Linked DNA regions of Mus musculus: all the other regions are linked to region 1. A link is a loop called in an ENCODE intact Hi-C map of the cell type or tissue named here. Cell type or tissue: heart. All regions are shown on one strand.

Region 1 (5,000 bases):
TGGGCATTGCATTCACAAGTCTTGTCGCCCCTGCCACCACCCCCACCCCAACTGTCCCTATGCTAGCCTTTTCTGACCAGAAGTATCTTTGCTTGGTTTCCTCTCCTCTTACCCTCATCTACAATTATCCAAACTTCCACTACTTCAACCCGCTTTCAGGGGTGGTCTTGGATAAGACTGACTTACAGAATGCCAGGGTTTTGTTCGTTTGTTGGGGGAAGGGGAGGGCGGGGTTTTGCTATGCAGGCTGATACTGACTTGACACTCTCTACATCCTCCAGACTGGTTTCAAACGTGTAGCAATCCTGCCTCGGCCTCCCAAGTGCTGGGATTACAGTTGTGAGCCACCACTCCTGGCATCAGAATGTTTATACTAAAGAGGATCTTTGCAGTCATCTGGTCTACCTGTTTTTTGTTTGTTTTGCTTTGTTTTGTTTTGTTTTTTTTTTTTTCCTCCATAAAGAACAGAAATTGTGGAAACTCCCAAAGTTGCTGACAGAGCCATGATAGCTCAGGACTAATTCTGTATTTTCTCTTAATAATGACTGTAAAGTCCTGACAACCTAATCTCTAACAAACTAAGGTAAAGGTACTGTTATTCCTCAGATTTCCTTGGAATCTAACAATTGGTTCCAAGACCCCTGCAGATTAAGTTTCCACCATAAAAAGGAGTAATGTTTGCACAGGGCCTATACATATCCTCTCATACACTTTATGGATTTGTAAGGTTTATTTTGTGTGTCTGTCTGTCTGTCTGTATGTATGTATGCCTGAGGAGGCTAGAAGAAGGTGTCAGTTCTGTATCTGAAGTCACAGATGATTGTGAGCCATCCTATATGTGTGCTAAGAACTGAACTCTGGTCTTCTGGAAGACAAATGTGCACTCTTAACTGCTGAACCATTTCTCGAGCCCCTCCTATATACTTTAAAGGCTTAGATTATCAATACTGTGTAAAAAGTTGTCATACTTAGTTATTTAGGTAATAATGACAAGAAAATATCTGTTGATTTAATTGCAGAGGCAATATATGTGTGTCCACTTGTGTGTGTGTGTGTGTGTGTGTGTGTGTGTGTGTGTGTGTGTATGAGCTCACGCTCGCACATGCACGTGTATGCCTGCACTTCCACACCACACAGAATCCAGAGTAAGATGATGGGTTTTCTGCTTTCTTGCTCTCTGCCTATGACCTTGAGGTTTGATCTAGAGCTTGGTGCTTTCTGTAGGTTGGCTGGCTAGCAAGCTCCAGGGATGTGGGTGCTAGGGCTCTTAACTTGGGGTGTTTTGCATATGTTACAAGCCACATTCTCAGAAATTCAGAGGTATTTTTTAAATACATATTTGATGTATATCTGGCTGCATCTGGAGATGTGGAAACCACGCCCACAGGAAGTTGACTCCCTACAGGGCTTCACACCCATGGGCAATTGGCCAATGGTGGTATGATGCCAGTTCAGGGAGACCCAGTATATGAGTGTGTGGAAAATGAAGGAGGGTGGGAACATGCTTTGCATGCAGAGCCCCCATGACCCTGGCTCATGCTTGTGGCTGGAGGTATCAAAGGGGAAATGGGCTATTTCCTACTTCGGGATCAATGTCACAAGGTCACCCTCATTTTGCTCATCTCTGTATTCTTTGAATGATTGCTCACTGGGGGACTGAAGGGACACTGTACCACTGTAGATTTGATACAAGATTTACATAAACACCATTGAAAAGGGAACTGTGTCTTGCCGTGCCTCTGACCCTCTTCCTATCCTGGAAGCTCATTTTATGGCTTGTGCTTCGAGGTGATTAGTCACAGGGCTAAGGATTCCACACAGATGTTCGGATCATGGTTTGGAAGCTGGGCTTAGTGACACGGAATGCACTCTCTGTGTGCTGCACCCTGGTTGCAGTTGGAAAAGCCTCCTGATATCAAACTTTAGAATAAAGCACCACCTTGTGGTCTAAAGCATTTATTAAAGTGGAAGAATTGAAGACCTGAACCTGGAAATGCTCCCTCAGCTGGTGGTAAGGAAGCCAGGATCCAAAAACAGAATCTCAGACTAAGCAGAAGCCCCCATGGGAACTTTCTATTGCTGCGGGAGACTTTTAGATCAGCTGATGGTGGCAAGCCTTTTTGTGGAGTGAGTCCCAGGTTTGGGTCATTAATTTACTTCACTCATCACACATCACGATCATTTAATCCTTTCAAAACCACAGCAAAATGGGCCCAATAACATCAATTTATAAGGGAAGAAACTGAGGCTGAGGTCACCAAATGATCCAATCACATATAAGCAGGGGGAAGGACTCGAAGGCAGGTGTCTCCAAATGACGACTCAGCTGACCCCAAGGTCAGCAGATAAGACCAAGATTAGAGACCATTCCTGGCTTCCCCCTAACCTGGGCTGCTAGAATCCTCGTTGGCACTTTCTGATAGGACTTGAAGTTGCCTGCTCTTCAACATTGCATTGACCAAGAAGGTTCCAGACTTACAGAGGGGCAATTCACTGGTACCCCACCACTTTTTGAGACAGTCTGAAGAGAGGAGAAAGTTCTTGTTTGGGGAGATGTGCAAGAGTACATGGGGCCATCATCATCTCATACGCAAACAAAACCAAAAAGTATTATTTGACAAATATTCACTGGGAGAGTTAGAGTGTTTATTCTAAGCAAGATAGATTCTTTAACAGGTAGTTATTTTATTTTATTATGTAGGCTGCTTAGGAAGAAGACTGGATATATCTGTCTGACTAACATGTAAGGTAAGCCATAGCAATCTGAGTCAATCCAAGGGACAGCTTGTACATTATATATCTTGTGACATTGCTCATATCCTTGGCTATGTCACTTTGCCAGTGGGATACCATTATGTCACTTGAGGGCCAGGAAACCCACGACAAGGATGGTGACACTGACACAGGGCCCATCGAAACGGATGGAAAGAGTGAGTCTCAGCTGTCTCAGTTCTAGTCCGTTCCACGCAGACTTCCTTTCTGTTCGCAACGGAGTCTGCTGCTAATTTTAGTAAGGAGATCACTTGCCTACAGTCAGTCTCATTTGATAACATTTCTAGGAACAATGGTTTGCAGGACTTGGAATCTACTTTTTCCAGAGGAGGCTAATTCACGGAGTTTAAGGAGGGATGAAGCTATATGGTAGGAAGTCCCCTGCCAGAGACCAAAAAAGAAAGTGAAAAGCTTTTCTAAAGTACATGAGAAGAGGAAGCATCTCGCATCACGTGGATTGCCTTCCTTTGGAAGAAAGGCTAGTATGTGAGAACTTTGGCCTAGTGTTTTTTTCAAAGCTGCTCTTGCCTTCTTTAATTCCTGTGCTTTTCTTTCCGGTCTCTTAGTTTAGTTTTCAAGTTTTTTCCTATTATTTTTTGTTATTATTATTTGTGTGTGGGCAGGGGATACACATGTGTGTGCATAGATTTGTGTGTGTGTCTGCAGGTGTCCTTGCCTGTGCATGTGTGTGGAGGCCACAGGTCAACAGCAGGTGTCTTCTGCACTCACTCACTCTCCACCTTTTGTTAGTTAGTTTTTGAGACAGGAGCTTGCTGGAACAGCTAGACTAGGAGTCAAAAAGGCCCCTCAGATCTGCCTGGCTTTCTAATCCCTCGCAGACAGGCCTGGGGTTACAGATACACATAGCTGTGCTTGGTTGTTTCCATGGGTTCGGGGGCTCTGAACTCAGGCAACAATCCCACCGAGTCATCTCCACATCCACAAGCAGGCTTTATCATTTTCGAAAGCAGGATTTCATAAAAATAATATTGTGTAAGTCTTTGTGAATATATTCTGCCTTTGGGGGTGACAGAAATGTTTCTTGACAAGTTTCTCACTGAATGGTAGAGAAGTACCCCTCATTCATTCTAGGGCCATAAAACTTATTTCTGAGCTTTAAACAGAAAGAAGGAAACTTCTCCTTCTGGGGATTGTGTGTGTGTGTGTGTGTGAGATAAATAGCATAATCGATTTTAATGCACACTTTATGATTCCAGTTAATGAGTATTTGCATGCCAGCTCCTAATTTAATAAACTAGATTTGCCTTTCTCAAAGTATGGCTTTTTATATAAATTTGCTTTCTCCAAAATGTTAGATAAGGAGGTTGGACTTGGGGTAGGAGCAGGTTCCAAAACCAGTAGCTCCTGCTGTGGGTGAACCCGGGAAGCTTCCTAAGTATGGTTCTTGGCTCAAAATAGAATGCTCCATTCTTAGATTATAAAGAGCTTTTCAGGTAGGTGACAGTTCTGAAAACGTGATAACAATGTAAATCATCTACCATTGTGGGAAAGCGAGGCAGAAACTTTAAAAAGTCAGTCACATCACACCCCCACTCAAGAACATACTAAACAGATGCACATGTGTGGCTTATTTGGTTGCTGAGATCAATTTCTCTACTCTTCTGTAGTTTAGGATCCCCTTTCTAGGAAATGGTGTCACCCACGGTGGGCTTGCTCTTCCTATTTAAGAGCACTCCCCACAGACATGTCTATAGCCCAATCCATTAGAAACAATCTTCATTGAGATGCTCTTCCCAAGTTAATTCTAGGTTGTGTCAAACTGACAATTGACTCTAAATTTTTTTTTTACAAAATTATAAACAAATTTTATAACTAGATTCTTGCACAAAAAAATCACATAGCTATGAGTTAGAACTTATGGGTGATATTCAGCCAAGAGACCTTTTTTTGTGTGAATGTGACTTTCTATGGAATAAAAGAACGGACCTCACAAGTATTTTCTCGTAACATCTATTAAGTGACTGAGTCTTTCAGAGTAGGGACATCTGATAGTTTTCTGACAGTGTGAGTCTCTGTCTTTGTGTATAGATAGTATTACACTGTGCAATCAGAACTCTGAAGAATTCTTCTTCAGCTTTTTATACAGTTTCTACTTCTATGTCTTCCTTTAGGTTTTACATAAAATCTCTACTTCACAAAGTGACTTAAAGCTTAATATTTCTCAGTTTCTCAAAGACTGATATAATGAAAATAAGTTCTTGGCCCCT
Region 2 (5,000 bases), 500 kb before region 1:
CTGGGGAACAGAAAGAGGGGGTGAGGGAGAATCATTTCTGTTGCTGCAATAAAATATTGATGTTGTCAAAAGTAACTTAGGGTTTATTCAACTTATGGTTCCAGGCCATTGCCCACTACTGTGGTGAAGTCCAGGTAGGAATCTAAAGTAGCATGTTCTCAGTCAACAGCAGAAAATAATTACATGAATATTTTTTCCTGCCTAGTTCTCAGCTAGTTCTGTCTCCTCTCCTACAGTCCCAAGCCCCTCCTATGAGATGATGCTGTACAATTCAGTGTGGATCTCCCCACATTAGTTAACAATCAAGACAATCATCCACAGACATGCACACAGACCAACCTGACCCAGATAATTTCCCATTAAGGCTCTTCCTAGGTGAGTCTAGGTCGGGCTAAGTTGACAGTTGAGACCAGCGAGGTAGGGGAGAAAGAGGGAGGGAGAAAAAGGGAAGAAGGAAGAAAGGAAGGAAGAGAGGATAAAGTATATAGAAAGCATGTTTATGGAAAATTCATATATGTCATACATGTCATATTCTGGTGGGGTATGTAACTTGATGGCCTTGAATATCTATATGTAAATCCTGGATGACTTTTCTGGTACTGCCAAAATGATTATAAATAAATATGAGGATATAGTTTAATACTTTAAAAATGTTATGTGATGTTTAACCTCACTCAAGAATAATTTAAGCTAAAACTCTACTGAGATTCCATTTCCTCCCATAGGATTGGTACAGAGAAAACTCAAAGTTATAATTCAATATATTACTGAAGATTTTGGAAAACAGAGCCCCATTCTCTGTCAGGGTGGATAGACTCTGATAAAGGATAATTTGGCAGTAACTGTCAAAAGTAAAAATATACATATCCCTCTGATCCAGTAACTCCACTTCTAGGAATTAGTCTAAATATATTCTGGCATGTGTACAAATGATGTCTGTATGAAGATATTCACCACAGTGCCAACTTGTAATAGTAAACGATTGAAGAAGGTCTGAATTTACACCAACAGGGAACTGATTAAATAAACTATGATGCGCACAACATACTTCTATGTAGTTCTTTAGAGAGGACAAAGTAGCCTGCATTACACTGAGTCAGAGTTGTCAACAATGTTCATTGAAAGTTAAAAATAAGAGCAACCAGACAGCAGGATATTATTTTTTTTAAAGAGCCTACTTATATCTGTTTTAAGTACAATTAACTCATGTGGACTTATAGTTGCTTGGAAGAAGGAAACTAGGTGGACTAAGGTTTTTTTTTTTTTTTTTTTAAGCCTTTTCTAATGTTGTCACTATTATACACTCTGAGTTCTACACTATGTGCCTGTGCTGACCATGGGGGTCCAGGAGCATGGGGTCAGGTCTGCTCAGCTTCTGGCCGGGCTATTTGCTTGATTACAATGTGGAAGAAGAGTGGACAAGCAAGCAAGAGAGGCATGTTTGTGAGAGAGAGCAGAGTGAGGCTGAGCATCTCCACACAGAGCTCGTCTAGCTCCTGAGGGGACTAGCCCAGTCTCTATAGAAAGACACCCACCCATTTTTGACCATTTTATCCCATTGCTTTATTTCCTATCAATTCCCACGTTTTTACAGTCCCCTTACTTCTCAGTACCATTAGACAAAGGACACATGAACCTCTGGGAAACGGTCCATTGCATAAACTCAAAATCATTGTCAAAAACCCGAAAGTTTAGAGAAGGATCTGAAAGGATGGTGCCCTGCGTTAATGAGGCTCATGTCAATGGAATGCCAGGAGTGGAGTTGGTTGTAAATTGTTGGTAATTGGATTGGAGTGTAGGAGAATGAAGGAAGGCTGGGAGCAGATAAGAACACTAAGTCACTTGATGAACTAGGTCAGTTTTATAGGGAAACCACATCTTTAAAAGCCTCGAGGCCATCTTTTCTCTGATGTAAGCTTGTCAAGGTCAAAGGTGACTTAAATTTCCTTGGTTTTTTTTTTTTTTCCTTATACCCAGTAGGGTGTCAGACTGTGTAGAGATACCTAATAAATTGTGTTAGATATACATCTCAGATGTAATTACTGAAGCGGTATTTTTATTTTTTTACTTTTCAGAAGGTACCTTGATTATTTGCCTAAGTGCAGAGGATGGACATCAAAGAAGTTCAAGGTGTGACACCACCATGGGACACGGCCTGTTTAACAAAGGAGATTCGCTAATCAAAACAAGGCATAGGAATTTCACAACCCAAGATAACTGTGTTTCAACACCTCTAAGAAAGGAAGAATTAATTCAACCACCAGGGGGCTCTCATCTTCTCATTTAATGGAAGGCTTAGCACATAATGAAGAGAAAAATACAGTTGAAGCCCAGAAGGACACACACACACACACACACACACACACACACACAGAGGAGGGTAGGAGGCGACGTCCCTCCTCCCTGTTAAATTTATGCAACCATTGTCAAGACATCCTGCCAAGCCAACTTAATATAAGATGGGAGATTGAATGTAAACAAATGTGCTCTGAATACTCCATCTCCAAATGTTGAGCAGGCCCTCCTCCTTGTCTTTTCCTAATTGCTGTTTGAATTTATTTCTGGTGCACTGTGTTGCAGGAGCTGCCTGGAAGCGTTGTCCATCCATATGCTGGGTGGGAAGGGGGAGGATATGGCAACAGCGCCTCTTTCTTCTCTTTAGGTGACTCTATTGACGCTGTGTTAATTACTGAAGATGCAGTACTGGGGAAAACCCACTGAAATCTAAGGTTTCTGGTGTCCGTGGCATTCGTGATATGTGTTGTCTTCATTGTCCTTCTTTGTATTCTTTTTAATATACGATGTGGTGTGACCTGGGACCCTCTTGCTTTCTTGGTGATACTCAGTGAGTTTTCTTTCCTCCCACCCACATCTTATTCCTTGGGTCAGCATTGCTCCTTTGTGTGCCAAGGATTTAGCACTAAATCTGACCAGGGCTTGCAAGTGATGACCAATCAAATCCCTCGTGGCATTGAGGGAGCCCTTGTATCACGAGAACGGAGAAGGAAAAACAAATGCTATTGGGTGAGTCCTTATTACTATTGTCTATTCTCCTGGTAACCAGCAGAAAGCTGGCATCATGCTTCCGATTTGCATAAGAAGAGACCAAACTCTGCAGGGCTGAGTCACCTATGACTATAAGTGCTGTAGAATTGGAACTAATTGGATTTAGAGTGCCTAGAGAGTCTACTTTTTTTTTTTTCCACCTTGACATTTTAGGAGCTCACAGAAAGTGAATTAACCATTCTGGCTTTCGGTCTTTTTGGACATCACTTTTCCCTCAAACCATTCAGGGTGTTTGGGACAGTTAGCTTCTTGGAGGAGCCTCAAGGCCACAGCATGGTAATAACTATTAGGAGTGTGTCTCAGTGGGCTCCTCCTGGTATTTGAGAGAGAGGAGAGGTATTTGGGTTCCTTGTCATCTACAGCATGTGGGTGGCAATGAGAACCTTTGGAGATCTTTTATAGTAACTGCTACACTCTGGCCATAGCTGCTCTTCTACTCCAGCTAGTAATGACCTCTGAGCTGAGCTGAGCTTCCTGACTCTAAACACAGGTGGGCTTCTTGGCCCACCCTCCTCCCCCAGACATGATTGCACTCCTTGCTTAGGATGTTATGAAGTGCTCGCACCGAGTTTATCACAGGCCCTGGAGCCTATCTAGAAGCCGCCATTATGATGAGCCAGTATCAAGGGATTGTGACTTTCTTAGGAACTTTCCCTGACTCTTCCAGACCTTCTCATAGGAAGCCATCCTACGAGGTAGCGGAAGCTATCTTTTCAGCCTGTCATTATTCAGAACAATGGCTTTTAGCACCCATTCAGGAAGTCCTGCCCCAGGACCAGAGGCTTATGAGCTCCATTAGCCACAGACTGACAGATTGACACAGGCTGTGGGCGGGGACAAAGTGTCTTGTGAAGCAAGCAGCTCCTATCCCTTCTTGGAACTCAACATTCTATGAGGGTCGTATGTGGAACAGTCTCAGAAATTAATTTTCAAACAGCACTCATCCATTTATTTGATCTTCGTTAACTCTGTTCCACTGGTTGGGTTCATTCTAGGAAGCGCGGGCTGTTGTTCCCTTGATTGGATGGCTGGTGTGGCATCTGGGAAGACTCTTGAATGAAGAGAGGAGGGAGTGGGAACTTGGCAAGCAGAAGCCGAAGGATTATTATAGGCCTATGAGTCACAGGGACTGCAGGCAAATGATACAGAGTGGGCTGATGGAGGGAGTGTGGGCAGCGAGCAAGCTTGAGGTAGACTGAGAGGAAGGAACTAATGCAAGGAGCAACGCTTTGGGAGTATGTTAGTCAGGCTCTGCAGAGAGACAGCACCAATCGGATTCGAGTGCATGTCGAAGGCAATTTCATTCAAGGAATAGGCTCCAGGGATGACAGGATCTGGCAATTCTCAAATGTGCAGGCTGGAGGCCCAGGGAAAATGCTGATGTGGAATGTCAAAAGTATCCCCACAGGTGCCACCCCCGCGGTGCTCACAGCCTGGTGTTCAATGCCCGGAAAACACATCGGTTCACGTCTATAGGGAGCTGTGAGAAGTCTCGACCCAAAGTCTCTATAGATGCTTCCATGCCTCTAGCAGAGTTTGGCTCCAGGCTGTGCCTCAAGCTCACCTCTGCTGCGTACCCAGTGAGGCCAGGTCTCCAGTTCTGCTTATCTGGTTTGGCACTGGCTGCTCAAAGCAGCTAGGAAAGCAGCCAGTGGTTCGAAGACAATTTAAGCAGGATTCTTCTACGTGGAGGGGAATTTCAGCTTTGGCTGCGTATTAGAACTATCTTTAAACACCTAGCGCGGGGTTCATAGTGCAGACAAATTCAGAATCTCTGTGCTGGGGGTGAAGAGAACATCCGAAAAATTGTATTCCTGTAAGCGCCTGGCTGTGTCATCTAGCCTAATCACCTCACAAAGGTAAGGTTACCACTAACATGTAAATTTCGAAGTTCATTTTAACACATGGATTCTTGGGTGACACTTTCAAACCAT
Region 3 (5,000 bases), 190 kb before region 1:
TTTAACATAGCTGCCTTTCCCTGCATTTTGGTATGGAAAAAAAAAAAAACGCATTTAGACAATTCAGAAAACTTACCAGGAAAGTGTTCTTATATTAACTATCTCAGAGAGAAGTTTTAATACTGGTTTGTTGCTCAAGAAAACACAGTAAAATGACAAATCAAAACCAGATATGCAGTTTTCTCAAACGCTCTTAGCATTGCTGTATCTTGGAGACATCCTGGGTTCATGGATACATTTCTGTTGTCTTCAGCAAATATTGAGTTAAAAATTTCTCTCTGGCACTTAACTTTTTTTTCTTCTCTTTCTGTTTCAAGTAACAAAAACTCGACTTCTGAAGACTTTTTGTTTTTAATCTTAACACATTATCTATGTCTGCATGTTTATCTTTTGGTTCAAACAGCTCGGCTGGGGGAGGGGAACTACATTATATGTTTTATGAATCCTACCCATTGGGTATTTCATTTAATAAAATAGAAGACATCTTACTGGAATATTAAAATGGTACTCTTTCATTGTAAGGCTGACATAGTATTACCCACCACCCGAGCTTTCTAGCTGCATAATCTTTGCTCCTATGACCAAATTTACTTTTTGGTAGGCATATTTTCTTCCTCTGCAAAACATTATTTTTGGCTCTAAGCTTGCCATTACCAAGTATTCCATTTTTAATAATTTCCATTCTGGGGCTTTGTGCTTTTCTTAGCTCCAGCAAGCTAGAGGTAGGACTTCCTCGGGGGATTTTAGGGGTCAACCGTTAGCAGGAACGACCTGGACATCTTTATGAAAGCCTAAGGGAGCAAAACAAGTTTGCACAGATGGTCAGCTGTTAGTGGGCGTATGATCGCTTAACAAAGAATATTTTTGTTTTGCGCCTTTTTTTTTTTAACACCTTATTCTTTCCAACTTTGAGGTGGCCCGTACAATCTTCTATCGGCTTTTTTTTTTTTTTGTGGATGCGTGTAATTTTTAAGTTCAAACTGCTAGTATTATGCCTACCCTTGAAAACCTGCTTCGTTCCCCAGAGTCAGCTCTCCTGATATTTCCAGAAGTTTCCAGTTCCCGTTCTCTAACGCTTTCTAGCAGCCGGGGTCAAACTCTGGTTTGTAATAAATTAGTCTGTCTTCCCTGTTCACTCCCCCAGAGTTCCAGAAGCCTGCTGGGTGGCTCCGCCCCGCACCCCCTCTTCGGCTTCCAAAGTTCCCTCGCGGGTTAGTCCCCAGCTGACAGGCAGCTAAGGAGGGGTTAACTGCGCTCGCCGCTGCTTAGGCTCTGGGAAGCACCGGCTCTCTCCGGAATAACCTTGGCTTTCCTCGGTCTTTTAATAGAACATCCGCCACCAAAAAAGTGGTTTCAGTTTAGGGCTTAATAACACGTCCCCTCTGACCCTCCAAGTCAACAACCCAGCCCCCTTTCATTCTCTCTCTCTTTTTTAAAAGTTATTTTTTAAAGTTAATGCGTTTCAAGTTTCACTATGATTTTCCCCTTCCCTCTACGCGGAGCAGAGGAAACCCCCTTGGGGTCCCCCCTCCCTCCAGGGTCCTCCTCCTCCTCCTCCTCCCTACCAGGGCCAGGGCGAGGGGCGGGGCTGGGAGACACCATGACGTCACCGGGCCGGCCCACAGCCTGCTCTAGAAAGTCAAAAGACGGTAAAGAGAATCCGGCCCCGCCCGGCCCCGCCCCTCCTCCCGGGCCAACCGCCCCCGACTGCGGCCCGGCCGGGCTTCCCCGGGCCGCGGAGCCCCGCCTCCGCTGCCGCCCCGCCCCGCCCCGCCCTTCGGGCCGCGCCTCCTCCTGCGTCCTGGGTCCCCGCGGCGGGGCCTGCGGCGGGCGGGCGGGCGGGCGGGGCGGCAGGGGGCCCCGGGCCGGCTTCACAGGAGCCCGCCCTCCCGCCGCAGCCCCCGCCCCGCCGCCCCCGGGGATCCCCTGCTGCCCCGCCCACGCGCGGGGGGAAGCCGCCGACCTTCGCCCTGGCCGCCCTCGCGCTGCCAGCCGTCCTCACGGACACCCGGGAGAGGTAAAGGCCGCTCTCCCGCCGGGTTCCACTCGGTCCCTCCCGCGCCCAGCTCGCGCCTCGGTGCCCGTCGGGAGGAGGCTCCGCTTGTGCTGATGTCCCGGTTGTCAAGTGCAGCGCAGTTCCCGACGGGTGCGGGGCCGGGCGCGGCGGTGGGGGCGCTGCACCCGGGAGAGCGCGGCGCGGGGGGCGGGGGCCGGGACCACCTCCCCCTGGCGGGCGGGCGCGCGGGTGTGCGTGTGAGTGAGTGTGTGCGCGTGTGCCGGCGCCGACCTTGCGGAGGGGATGCTGCGTGCGGGAGCCGCTTGCCACTTCGGCGGGTCCTGGCCGCACGGGCGGCGGGAGCTGCGGTCCTGCGAGCCCAGCAGGTACGGAGGGCCGGCCTCCTGGTCGCCGCGGCCGCTTCTCGCAGGAGGGCTCGGCGGGGCTGCGGGAGACCAGGCCGCGGCTTCCGCACCTCCCGGCTTTGTGGCTCGCTTTCCCTTTCGGTCTTTGCCCGGAGTGCCTGTTTACTCCGGGCCACCTGGGTAGTTTCCCTCCCCGTAGGGCGCGCGCCCGCCGCTGGTGGGTCGGGGCCGGTGGGTAGGGGCGCGGGGCGGCTTGGGCTCGCCGCGGGGTCGGGCTCCAGCCGGAGTTGCGGCTAGAGAGGGGAGGGGGCTGTGGCGAGGCTGGCGCGAGGAGGAGTCTCAAGGCTGCTGCTCTCGCCGACTCTGTCCTCCTCCTCCTCCTCCTCCTGCTCTCCGCATCCACTCTAGGCTCCTTCCGGAGCTGGCACTTCCATTCCCCCCTCCTTCTGGCATGCGAAGCGCTTTGTTCAGTGCAGCGTTGCAGAGGGGTTTTCCCAGGCTCCGCCCTCCACATTCATTCATGTTTTTTCTCCTTGTGACTGTCTTTACGCTTTTTTGATTGTGTCCTGTTTTTGCACCTTGTAGTATGTATTTCTTTCTCGAGAAAGAATGGTCGATCACTGGTCCTAGTCGCCACGGTGGTGCTGTCGTCTTTGAAAATAACCACTTCTCCACCGCGGATTTAAATGTGGGCTGGACAGCTAGGGACAGGGGGGCTGGAGGCTGCAAAACCGGGTCGCACAAAGCTGTTACAGGTTGGGAATTTGCATATTTTAACATTTAAGCTTGGGAGCTGTGGGAGGTCACGTGATCGGCTTACAATCCGAGTTCACGCTTTAAAAACTTCGTAATATCGTGACCGCTTAAAAGCTTTAGTTTTAATACGGAACGGAACACTTACAGCTTTATCTTTAAATTCTCTGTGCAGTCAAAACCTTTTTGGATGCTATAGCTGATGCCTCTGTGGTAGGGGGAGTTGAGGAGCTCTATCTTTCACCCATCATTGACCGTCCTGTTTCTTATTCTTCCCCTGGCGTTAGATTGGGGATAGTTTGTGTTATGCCGACTAATAGCCGTGTTAAGAGCCGTGTTGCTTACAGTCGCAAGCACGGTAATAGCCGCCTTTTCCTTATGCGTTTTAACTAAAGTGAAAACATACATCTAAAACCTTAGTCTGGGATACATGTTCTTTACCTTAGAGGCGTTCTTCCAGGGAATTAATATTTCAGCATTTTCATGTGGTAGGCAAAGCTTCTACATTGTGTAGCTTACTCCTCAGTCCTTAGCCCGTTTGGGGTGGATAATGTTTCCTGATTTTACAGCTTGGGAAATCTGATCTTCTTTTCTGAGAGCTTAAGTACCTTGAACAAGGCCACACAGAATGGGGTAAAGCCTGGCCTTGAACCTGGTCAGGTTTGATTCCAAAGTATGTCTTCATGATTTGCTGTGTCATTCATCCCTTTGGGAGGGGATTGTCCTTGGTAGGTAAATGTTATCTTCTCAGAGGAAATGGGCAAGGTGTCATGTGGGGCCACGTTCTGAGGAAGATTTCATAATCTCTCTCTAAACTTGTTTTTTTTTTGTTTTGTTTTGTTTTTTGTTTTGTTTTCTCTTTGTAAAATGGATGAATTGGAGTTGTTAATTTTTTTTTAATCTCTCCCAAAACTTTTTTCCCCTACCTCTGTAAAATGGCTGAGTTTGAGCAGTTGATTCGGTTGTTAGGATTAAATTAGGTGATAAGTAGAAACTCTACAGTAAACCCAATAAGTGTTCTCTTGTGTCGTGTACAGTAATAGATATGAGAGGTTTTAAACAAAAGCATCCTTAGTCTATTGTGTTTGCTTAGTGATTAAACTTGGTTTCACCCCATAGGGCCTGCTTAATGGGCTTTGCTTATCAGCACTGTTGCAGGAAGTTGAAGCTAAACTTTTAACTGATTATTGAGAAAGAATCTAGTGGAAGAGGAGAGAGGGAGGTTGCTGATTTGGACAGATGGGTGGTTAACTTTCAGGCACGTTCAACCTTTTGGCATTGCAACATAGGCTGGAGGACCTTGCAACAGAGTTACAAAAAAAAATCTCAAAAGAAATCTTGTAATGTTTTAAGTAAGTTTACTATTTTGTGTTAGGCAGCATTAGTAAAGGCAGCATGAGTAGAGATCTTCAGTCAGACTTAGTCCTTGGGCTGTAGGTTGGACATGCCTGTTGGGTCTTGGCATGATGCATTTCAGCTTGAAAAAGCAGAGTCAGGACAGACTAGGTTGTGCTGCAGTAACAAGTAATTCCCAAGCCTCAGATGCTTAAGTCAACAAAGGACTGCTTTTTGTTTAGGCAGCGTGATCATCTTGTGTCACTGGCAATGCAACTTTTTTAGTCACACATGCTGATTGGAACAGTGCCTGGCCTGTGCCAGAGGGGACAGAATGCTCTGGAATATCTTGCTTTGATAACTAAGTGCGCCAACATGGATTCGAGGCATGTCTGTGGTCTACTCAAAGGTCAACATGTAGCCGCTGATCACAGGCATGTGCAGTCCCGCCAAGGCATGTCAGCCATCACTGGGGAACAGCCACCATTGCAACTGTGCATGTTAACTGAGTCAACTGAAGTGACATGGCCAGGACATTGGGCTTCCCTTAT
Region 4 (5,000 bases), 600 kb before region 1:
TTCCGGTTCCGTAGACATTAGCCACTGACTGTGACAGGCCACAACTGCTTCTACAGTCCTTCACCACACGGGGGTATTTGCCTCTCCTTCTTTCCCTTTCTTTTTTTCCAAGTAAGTATGAAAGTAGAAAAATGTAGACAAACAAATGTGGGATTTTAAAGTTGAGTTTTAGGTAAACTAGAGATTCCTGTGTGGACAGTGTTAGTTTAATATTGTAGTTACAAAGGCAGACACTTTATGTAACCTTTAGACATATGTTTACCATCAGGGATTTATTTTTACAATAGAAATATTAAATGTACTGTGAAGCTTAAAGACAGGAAGACTAGACGTTGGAGGGTGATACTCAGACAAAAGTGTGTTTGGTGAGGTACCCGCGTTATGTGAACATGACTTCCCCTTCTGTTAAGACTATAAACTACACTGTAAGAGTGTGTGTGTTGCATGTTTACATAAAACAATTTCATTCTGAAGGATTATTTCAACTATGTTTATATGTAATACCTAACAGGTTGTAAATAGTGTATACTATTGATTTTTAATTTTATATGAGCGATTTTTTTATTTCCCAAGTCATGTACAAATCTCATTGTGTATATAGCATAACTCCCTGGAGACACAAATTTTGCAGTGAATTTTAAGTATTTTAATCGCTGTAAGCATCATGTTAGCCTCAGAGATGCTGGTCCTTATTTTAAATTATTTTTCACCACACATTTTCTTCAAAGGGCAGCAATAAACATATGCAAGTTATTTTGGTTCTTGAAAGTTGGCCTCAGAAGATAAGAGTGCAGTTCAATTCACAGCTGTAAAGAAAAGATGCACAACTTACACCATCCGCGTCTGGTCCCAGGACAACTTCTGAGATCCATCTGCACATGGCTCTCCTCTTTGTAATATACAGGGTGAACTGTTGAAAACACACAGGACATCTGTCACAGTGAATCCAGCACTTCAGTGTCATTACACAGAATTTATTGGATTAAAGTTTGTAATATACAGTATTTTAATAAAGTTTCTGTATTCAATTTCATGCACTTATATATATAAATAAACCTGTCTTTAAAAACTATACAGTGCTGAACTCCTGGCTTATTTCCATCCTGTCTCTTCCCACCTTGTTCACAGCGGACTCGCTGTGTTCTCATACACCAGTGGAGTGGCCTGGAGGCAGTTTGCCTGCATCTGTAAGATCCTGGGCCCAGACCCTGGTTCCACAAAAGCCATAGAAAATAAAACGTCATGGCCTTTCTGGATCTTCTGTCAGTTTTGTCTGGGCCAGTTTCACCTGTGGACTTTGAAAGTGTTGAAAAGGTTAAGCAGCAGGTTGAAAGACAGTTTAGTTAACTGTTATATTTGCTGGTAACCAATCTTGTCCTAAACCAACCCTGGGCCACATACGCATTTATTTCTACAAGTCACTATTCTAAAAATGAAGTCACAGGACTGGGGTGGTGGCTCAGTCAGTAATGCTGGTTGCATCCAGAGCTCCAGCACTCATGTAAAACATCAAATGTAAGGTCACAGAGACAAAAGGCACCCTGTGTTTGCTCCTTAGCCAGTCCTGATTGATAAGTTCTAGGTCCAGTAGAGACCGTCTCTAAAAATAAGGTATCCTTAGCGAGATGGGTAGTGAATGAAGGCACTTGCCACAGAATCTGATGACCTAAGTTCAGTCTCCAGTACCCATATGGTGGAGAAAGTTCAGATATAAATGGAGAGTGATGGGAAGGCATCAGTCATCGGCCTTGATACACACATAACATGGCAATATGGAACCTGGGAGTCAATATGTAGTCAGAGTTCTTAAAAGATTGCTGAGGGAGATGCCAGGCTAACCATCCTCTTGAGGAGGGAGCAGAGAGCCACTCCCTATGAATGTCACTGGGACAAAAAGTAGCCTAACTGCATGTTAAGGATGCAGACAATTTTCACATGTACTGGTGTTTATCTAATTCTTACTAAACTGAAGTCTACTTTCCTTTTCTTTTGGAACAGAAGACGTTCTCATTCTGCCATAAGAATAACTTTCCAGCCGGGCGTGGTGGCGCACGCCTTTAATCCCAGCACTCGGGAGGCAGAGGCAGGCGGATTTCTGAGTTCAAGGCCAGCCTGGTCTACAAAGTGAGTTTCAAGACAGCCAGGGCTATACAGAGAAACCCTGTCTCGAAACCCCCCTCCCCCCAAAAAAAAGAATACCTTTCCACAGAGACTGTGAACCCAATCCAACCAAACAAGAACTCGAGACGGAAGGTACATCTTGCACAAATGCACACAAAGTTTATTACTTTGTATCATCTTTCTTGGGCTCAGAGTAATATTTTGAAATGTTTTTGAAACGGGTAAGTATCCTTAAATATTTTATATCCGCTGAGCATTGTGAGAAGACCCTAAATTTCAGACAAGATCAGAGACAAAGAAAACCCAGAAAAAAAGACACTTGAGTCCTCTTCCAAGCCACCTAGTGGAGGACAAGTCCTGCTCAGGCAGGAGAGACCAGCTCAGACTCACTGTCACTGAATGGGCACGCACGCCTAAGTTAGGGATGAACAAGGTCTGTGTTTTTAGGAACAATGAAGGAAATCAAACCCCATGGTGGATCTCTCAGACGGAAGTTGGATCTACCTCCAGAAACACTTGAGAAACATCTCTACCTCTTAGGACTGTCTACGTGCACTGAAGTTTTCGTTATTTTTTTGTTACCAGAGCCAGTCTTGGGCTCATAGTCCTGAGGAGAATTTATAGAAGGGAATTGGGTTGGCTGGTTTAGTTGCCAGGCCATATTTTGCCACTAGATGGCAGAGTTGTTCCACCTTTTTCTACTTGGGCATCCAGATTAATTTAGTTTGTCCTTTTGGGCTTATTCCCTTAAGACACGGCTAATTTTTTGTTTAACACATACGTAAGTAAATTAAACGTGAGAAAAAGCATGGTTTCTGCATGCCATTGTTGGTCAATTTTTACTTCTTAAGAATGTTTAAGATACACTGTTGAGGGTTGTTTCCAAATAGAAAATTTCACATTAGTTGTAATAATGTGATTTTTTTTTAAACTATGTCACTAGCCTGGCCTTGATTTATGTATTTTTTAATTCAAATACTTATTGCCTAGTGATACTTTATCAAATTGAGTATAGTACGTAGCAAGTGTCAGTTACATAGTGTCTAGGGGACGAAGCCTACTACAAATATTCCACAACCTTAAGGCACTATGACCGTTGCCTATCAGGTCCTGGTCTGCCACCCATTGCTTTAACATGGCCATGATCAGTTTCTGTGACTCTGTTTAAACACCAGTAAACCCAGAATAATTTCTATATTCAACCTATAATTCTGCTTCCTCTGTCATCCATTTATCTGTCTTCAGGACAGACAGACAGACAGTAATTCTAGGGAGTGGTAATGAACAAAGCAAGAACCAGATTCAGTGTTGGGGAGTAGGTACAGTGCATGTTGAGAAATTTCTTTCAAACTTAAACTGTCCCCTTGACCAGGGTGCTACTCTGGCGACAGAGCCCGCTGGGGGATTTTTTTTCTTTCTTTTTTTAGAAACAGTTATGGAGAGGAGCCTTACAAAGCAGAATGGATGAACTTGCTCAGCCAGCAAATTCCTTGCATTCCCTAGACCAAATATGTCCATGCTGAGGAAGCCACAGCAGTGACTTTAGTGAGGTCCTCTGAAGGACAGGCATGACGCGCCTGTCAGCTGTGCCACCAGGTCACCAGCCACCTCAGATCCTGTTGCTGTTGGCTTTGTGTATTGTTGTACAGAAATAACTATAGCTCGGACCCCCGAAGGGCAGGTGCTTTTATGTCCATAGCTTTTTTGACTTGAAAAGCACACAGCACATTACCCAGTGTGCTCTGACCTCTGTAGGGACTGTGCAGACAAACACGGAAGGCGCTTCCAGCTGTGGTCAGGACACCTTGAGAAGAGGACCTGAGAGTTTTCATAAGCCTGCTCTTCCTTCCTTGTCCCTTTATGTTGGGACTAGTGCCATTGGGTGATTCCAAACAGCGATACAAGAAGGTAGCAGGGCACCCTACAGAAATGGGTGGGATTTGTCCCTAAGGAGAGACCTGGTCATCTTTCTGGACTGACCTCTGTGTACATGAGACTCCATTTTAAACCTAATGTCTTGTCTACTTCCCCAAAGTAAATGAACTCTCCTTCTCTTCTCAGAGGTTGAGCTGCCGTGGTTTGTGTCACACCATCTGAACAGGTGCATTCTCTTACATCCCTGGACTGGGACTGAGCTGTCACTGTGAACTCAACGCTAACCTAAGCTTCAGCCGTAACCCTCACTGTACCCTCAACACCAGTACTATGTTTGAAACGTTAGTGTCTACGATTCTCAGTTCAAACATGTGTAATTTGAGCTACTTGGGTTTTCAAGGTCAATGAGAAGGCAAGAGAAATTCAAATTTAAATCATAACCTCTCTCTCCCCCACCCCACCCCCGTGGTGTGTGTGTGTGTGTGTGTGTTTGTTCTCATGTGTGCCTAGAGAAATATAAAAGCTGCTATTATTGGCAGAGCAGTAATTCTGCTGTTTCCCAACCTTCAATGTCAAACCTCTCCAACGTGCTTCATTTTATCTTCCCAGTCTGATATGACTCGGGAAGCATTATTGTTGTTTATTTAGGGAATTTGTTGGTCCTGTTTGGGTTGCAACCCAGGGTTTTGTGCACACCAGGAAAGCATTCTTCCATGGGGATAGACCCCAATGTGTGTTTTGTTCCTGCTTTTCTGTCCAGAATACATTTACTCGTTAAACAAAGGTCTTTCATGGAACTTGGGCAGCTGGTTAAACAAAGTCTGTTCTGAGGGCCACCCTACAGTGACTACAGCAGCCCTTGTCTGGACTCTGGTAAGCCTCGGGGGCCAGTGGGTTCTTTGGGCATGGATTATTTCCTGGACAGCCTGAGTCCAGCTCTTCTACATGTTAAGCTTCATCTTAACACTTTGTAAAGAAAGCAGAAAGGCCTACCTGAGACTCTG
Region 5 (5,000 bases), 70 kb before region 1:
AGAGCACACTCCACACACATGTGCATACTTCATGCATACATACATACATACATACATACATACATACATACATACACACATACACACACACACACACACACACACACACACACACAATAAGAGAAGAAGGCCTGTTACATTTGGTACACATCCATGAAAGTCACAGCCTTAAACTTAGCCCTTGATTATTACAGACATGGGGAGTGGGGAGTCTTTAAAAACAAACAGCAGGACATAATTCAGGAGATTTGATTCTTCCAGAAGCCTTGGTGCTTTTCCAGTTAAAAGGCACATTTAGGGTCCTGGTTACCAAACCGTTCTTTTCTCTAGGTCATAAATAATCATTACCAAGGAATGTCTGAGCCTTTCTTCATTAAACAAGGACATGTTGAACACTCAAATGCAACTGCATGATTTCTGCTAAGCCTGGTGGGCTGCTCCTCGTTGTTTAAACACCATCACCATTTGGTAGTCTCTTGGTCAGCTGTACAGCTGTACAGCTGTACAGCTTTGTGGGGAAACTTGAAGCTTTTAAATATGTTGTCCTTTAGTTATTCCTCTATAGGAATAACTTGTCCTTGTTTTATTGTGAAGATTTCGATTGTTCTTGATTACATATGTGCATGTTTGCCTAAGTGTGGCTCTGTGCGTGTGTATGCAGTGCTTGCTGAGGCCAGAAAAAATACTGGATCCCTGGGAGTTAGAGGCGAGCTGCTTGACGTGGGTGATGCAGACTGAAGTCTGACCCTCTGCACAGCAGCACGTGCTCTCCAGCCCATTGTAGTTCTCACTGAAGGTTCTCTCTACACTTAGTCTCCTTAGCTTCACTGGCCTCAGTCTCTATGTCCCAGCTGTCAGGTGATAGTTTTCTCATGCACATTCTCCACTGACAGAATATGTTCAGTGAAGTCAGAGAGACCCGGTGAGGTGGGCTGCAGATCCTTGCGTTTCCTGATTCTCTAGCGGGCCCTTGCAGCAGTGGGCTTTGTAGGCTTCCCCTCACTCCGCTAGCACAGGAATTTATGATGTCATTTTCAGTGGCGCTGGCTCAAGGATGGAGAATCAAGTAGAGTTGAATATACATTTTTGTACACAGCCATTATAATTTGCAATTATACATTTGCAATTTAGAAGTTGTTACCACTTAGCTTTAAAATTAGCAATGTATAATGTATAATTATGGTATAAGCTCCTGAAAAGTTGGATCTTTTCAACTTCATACTGCACATTCCCATAGTCTTGCCATATAAAATTATGTGGCCTCAGGAGTCTTGCCCTTGTGTTTTGAGGGTATTAAGGAATATATCTTCGTTTGCACCTTTGTGTCAAAAATGGTGCCACCAGCAATTTGCTTTTCAGCCTTTGATCCAAAGAATGTTTTCATCAACAGAGTGCTAGACTTCAGCACAAGGAATGTTAATGTGTGTCCTCAGTGGCCAGCCCAGGGACAGCAGCCTCAAAGGGCTAGTGCAGGGAGAAGTATGCTTTGCAATGGAATTTTAAGTACTGACCTATATACATGAGATAATGGTTCAGACCACAGGCTTGCAAGCCTGGGTCATGTTTACCCTTAGAAGCACTGAGTGAATTTTATAAAAGTACTAGCAACATTTTCCTTCTAAATGAGGCCAGTAGGCTGTCAGTACCAGATTTTTCACACAAACATCTATTGTCTTTAAGTTTCTTTGTAGAATAGGAAATCATAATGGCCTTTAAGACGTATACTTAGTGCAGTGTTGATAGCAATTACTTACAAACAACAGAGCAAGGGTGGCCTTCTGGTTTATGCCTAAAGCTAACAGTCTGCAGTTCTGGCCCACTGTGTTCATGTAGGTTGCTTTCCTACTTTAAATAGAAGCATTATTCACAAGCTTTACAGAAGGGTTTCCCTGGCTGCTGTTGTTTGGCTTTCAACCTAGTACTTCCTAACTGGGAGGAAAATAAATCCAGACTAGTTATAACAAAAGAGTTGGGGAGGGGACCTTGTCTTCTGGGCTGCTGCTGTCTTTGTGGCTCCAGCTCATCCAGCAGGTGTCACTGTCTGGCAGCGGTGGGAGCAGATTATGGCTCATCCAGGCAGCCTTGGGAAGAAGGTCCTTTCCCAAAGAAATTCTCAGGGAAGCCTTTGTTATAAGCTTTTTCGAGCATTCATTTTGGAGGGGGGAAAAAAAACCCCACTGCTACATTAAAAGATTCTCTTTTCCTTCTTGGGTTAAATTGTACATGCAAAAAAGAAATAACTTTTGTAATCTAAAAATTGTGTCATGTGTTAGAAACATTTACAGTGAATGGGGATTGTGTCTGGAAGAACAAATTGCATGGAGCTTTTAAGTGCCATTTATTTACAAATTTGTTAAGCAAATGTGGATGTCTTCTCCATAGCCTCTAATGGCTACCACAGAGAAGCCAGAGCATTTATCTTCCTGGGGTATTAGCCTATGTTGTACACACTAAAAATAATAATGGCTGCAATATGATAATAAGAAGGCAGTGAGTCCTGTTGGAATGGTGAGGAGAGTCTGGGGTTCACATGCTGGTTGGATGCTGTCTTAGTCAGGATTTCTATTCCTGCACAAACATCATGACCAAGAAGCAAGTTGGGGAGGAAAGGGTTTATTCGGCTTACACTTCCATATTGCTGTCCATCACCAAGGAAGTCAGGACTGGAACTCAAGCAGGTCAGGAAGCAGGAGCTGATGCAGAGGCCATGGAGGGATGTTCTTTACTGGCTTGCCTCACCTGACTTGCTCAGCCTGCTTTCTTATAGAACCAAGACTACCAGTCCTGAGATGGTCCCACCCACAAGGGGCCTTTCCCCCTTGATCACTAATTGAGAAAATGCCTTAGAGTTGGCTCTCATGGAGGCATTTCCTCAACTGAAGCTCCTTTCCCTGTGATAACCCAGCTGTGTCAAGTTGACACAAAACTAGCCAGTACAGATGCTTTCCAGCCATCTAAGCCCCTAACTTCCTTTGTAAGGTATGTTATCTATTAACTGTCATATCATAGGGATTTTGTTTTGATTTGGTAACATGATACAAACAGCCTGGCGCCGGCAACCTTTTTCTTAAAGTGCCGGGTAGTAAGTATCTCAGGCATGCTTGGCTGTATGTTCTCTGTTGTCACTGCTAGCAAACTCCAGTTGTACTGCAGCATACAAACAAGCTTGCTGTGCCCCCACCACCACCACAAAATTTTCTTTACAAGAATAGACAGTGAGCCAAATGTGGTAGTGACTAGAGTTGCCAGGCCAGGTAACCAAGGAACTGTGAGTGCCGCCATAGTTACTATGTTAAATAGCACATCAATTTCATAAACTCATACTCGGTGAGGCTTTGGAGAAATGGCCAAGTCTGTGTCACCTCTTTGCATACTGATAAAAGCTACAAACAGGACTAGAAAGATGGCTCAGCAATTAAGAACACTTACTGCTCCCAGCACCCACATGGTGGCTCACAAACCTCTGTAAATCCAGTTTCAGGGAGATACTGAAGCCTCTTCTAGCCTCCCTTAGTGCCTGTGTACACATACTATACATACACAATGCAGGCTGAAGAGTCATGGAATAAAGATACATCTTTAAAAACATTTTTAGTTAAAAAACAAAACAACAACAAAAATAACAAAAATCAAAACAAACAAAACCAGCCAGGCATTTCCTGGGGACCAGTCCTGATTCACTGCCAGCAGGCGTCTCTGGGAGCTGGCCTCTTAACTAGCATACAGCAGTACATAACCAGTACAGCAGAACTGAACAGGCGCTTAGAGCCCTGTTGTGGAAAGAACTGTCTTCTGGGAATGACCTAGAAATTGTGTGAGAGAAGGCTCAAACGCCATGTATACAAGGCCCTTCCCCTAGGCTGAGAGGCTGACAGTTGCTGGAGTTGGGGTGATTCTTCTTAGCATTGTAGCTGCCTGTATCTGTAACCCCAATTCCAACCAAGCTGGACTTAGGTAGAATGATTGCTGTGGTGTGGCTATATAAGGTTCTTAGAGCGTTTTCATGTATCTCCAGGAAACTCTATCTTCTACTCATGGATATTACCCACCTTATCATTTTCTTTGTTCCAAAATACTGGACTGGTTTGACAAATAGATGGTAATCCACTATTCATTTGTAGATTTCCAGAACTTTTGACAGTGACCTTTCTCTTTGGGAAATTCAGACACCAATTCTCTCAGAGAAAGAAAGACCATTCTCTCCAGACCCTGGGAAGGGAGCTGAAAGAAAAGAATGGCAGTCTCTCCTTGGGTTCCCTCAGCATCAAGGCTGATGGCTCTTTCGAGGAAGGAAGTTTAGAGCTGTATGACAACTAACCCTGACAACTCACTCTTAAACTTTGTTAGGGAGATAAAACATTAAGAAATTAAGTTCAATTATTAGTTTACACTCTCCTTGGAGGCTATGCTTCATATAGTCTGCTATCCATAATCAGATAATTATATGAAGCTTTTAATGTCTCTGCCTTTAAACAAGGAACTCATGTGTATCTTTAATAAGCTAGCTTAATAACTATAATCTATTGTTGACCTTTCAGATCATCCTCTAGTCAGTTTTAAATATGGCTGAATGGAAGTGTTTAGCACAAACCGTGTGCATTGAATCTCAACTCTGTATAACACTAAAACTCATTAACTGCATTTTTCACTTACTGTAACCCTTAATTAGTGCTGGTTTTAATTATGACCAGGTGGTGTTGGCATATATATACTGCTAAGCTAAATTCTCTACTAGTATAGATGGCTGGAGCAAGAGTAGAGCCATTTTACATTCATATGTACAATTGAGTAAGAAAGGCAAGAGTAGGAAGAACACTATTGGATAGTAAAAAATAAATAAGTGTAAAGCATGCACCTAGGTTAGGGTGCGTGCCATAATTTCCAGTGCCTGTAGGTGCCAGTGCTTGTAGAAGAGATAGAATTCATTTCAAGTGTTGACTCCTATTAACAGTGGGAGATGCTTACCAGAGAAGTCTTGATGTGATGTGAATTTATAGAAA

What was found. Hi-C counts contacts between places; a loop is a spot of excess contacts. Peaks named below come from ENCODE experiments on the same cell type or tissue, not always from the same donor. Only the 100,000 strongest peaks of a DNase experiment are listed, where the experiment ranks them.
Region 2: a loop joins it to region 1, with 9 times the contacts of the local background. A loop is called at or near these places in 6 of 42 quality-filtered maps.
Region 3: a loop joins it to region 1, with 2.6 times the contacts of the local background. A loop is called at or near these places in 10 of 42 quality-filtered maps.
Region 4: a loop joins it to region 1, with 8 times the contacts of the local background. A loop is called at or near these places in 16 of 42 quality-filtered maps.
Region 5: it touches region 1 in a loop (6-fold over the local background); 9 of 42 quality-filtered maps call a loop at or near these places.

Annotation. Positions count from the first base shown.
Region 1 is chr13:42,242,998-42,247,997 of GRCm38, forward strand. No RefSeq gene overlaps it. Among named protein-coding and RNA genes, the nearest start is that of Edn1, 56 kb to the right of the region's middle. In heart, a CTCF peak has its summit at 1,967 (motif pointing left); no DNase peak of the experiment used is centred here; H3K27ac peaks cover 2,044 bases.
Region 2 is chr13:41,744,871-41,749,870 of GRCm38, forward strand. No RefSeq gene overlaps it. Among named protein-coding and RNA genes, the nearest start is that of Gm40925, 70 kb to the left of the region's middle. In heart, CTCF peaks have their summits at 2,246 (motif pointing right) and 2,445; a DNase peak (open chromatin) is centred at 4,151; H3K27ac peaks cover 928 bases.
Region 3 is chr13:42,050,074-42,055,073 of GRCm38, forward strand. It overlaps Hivep1 (human immunodeficiency virus type I enhancer binding protein 1), which reads left to right and starts at 1,948. Exons shown (of 9, transcript NM_007772.2): 1 at 1,948-2,017. Gm28707 (a long non-coding RNA gene) reads left to right here. Exons shown (of 2, transcript XR_001780922.2): 2 at 1-494. In heart, CTCF peaks have their summits at 2,249 (motif pointing left) and 3,382; DNase peaks (open chromatin) are centred at 1,258, 1,618 and 2,798; H3K4me3 peaks cover 3,877 bases; H3K27ac peaks cover 3,617 bases.
Region 4 is chr13:41,640,284-41,645,283 of GRCm38, forward strand. Tmem170b (transmembrane protein 170B) reads left to right here. Exons shown (of 3, transcript NM_001163572.2): 3 at 1-1,071. Among named protein-coding and RNA genes, the nearest start is that of Gm5082, 6.1 kb to the right of the region's middle. RefSeq lists an enhancer at 2,929-4,400. In heart, a CTCF peak has its summit at 2,791 (motif pointing right); a DNase peak (open chromatin) is centred at 3,678; H3K27ac peaks cover 2,622 bases.
Region 5 is chr13:42,173,185-42,178,184 of GRCm38, forward strand. All of the region lies in intron 7 of Hivep1 (human immunodeficiency virus type I enhancer binding protein 1), which reads left to right. Among named protein-coding and RNA genes, the nearest start is that of Gm32778, 11 kb to the right of the region's middle. In heart, a CTCF peak has its summit at 2,021 (motif pointing right); no DNase peak of the experiment used is centred here; H3K27ac peaks cover 662 bases.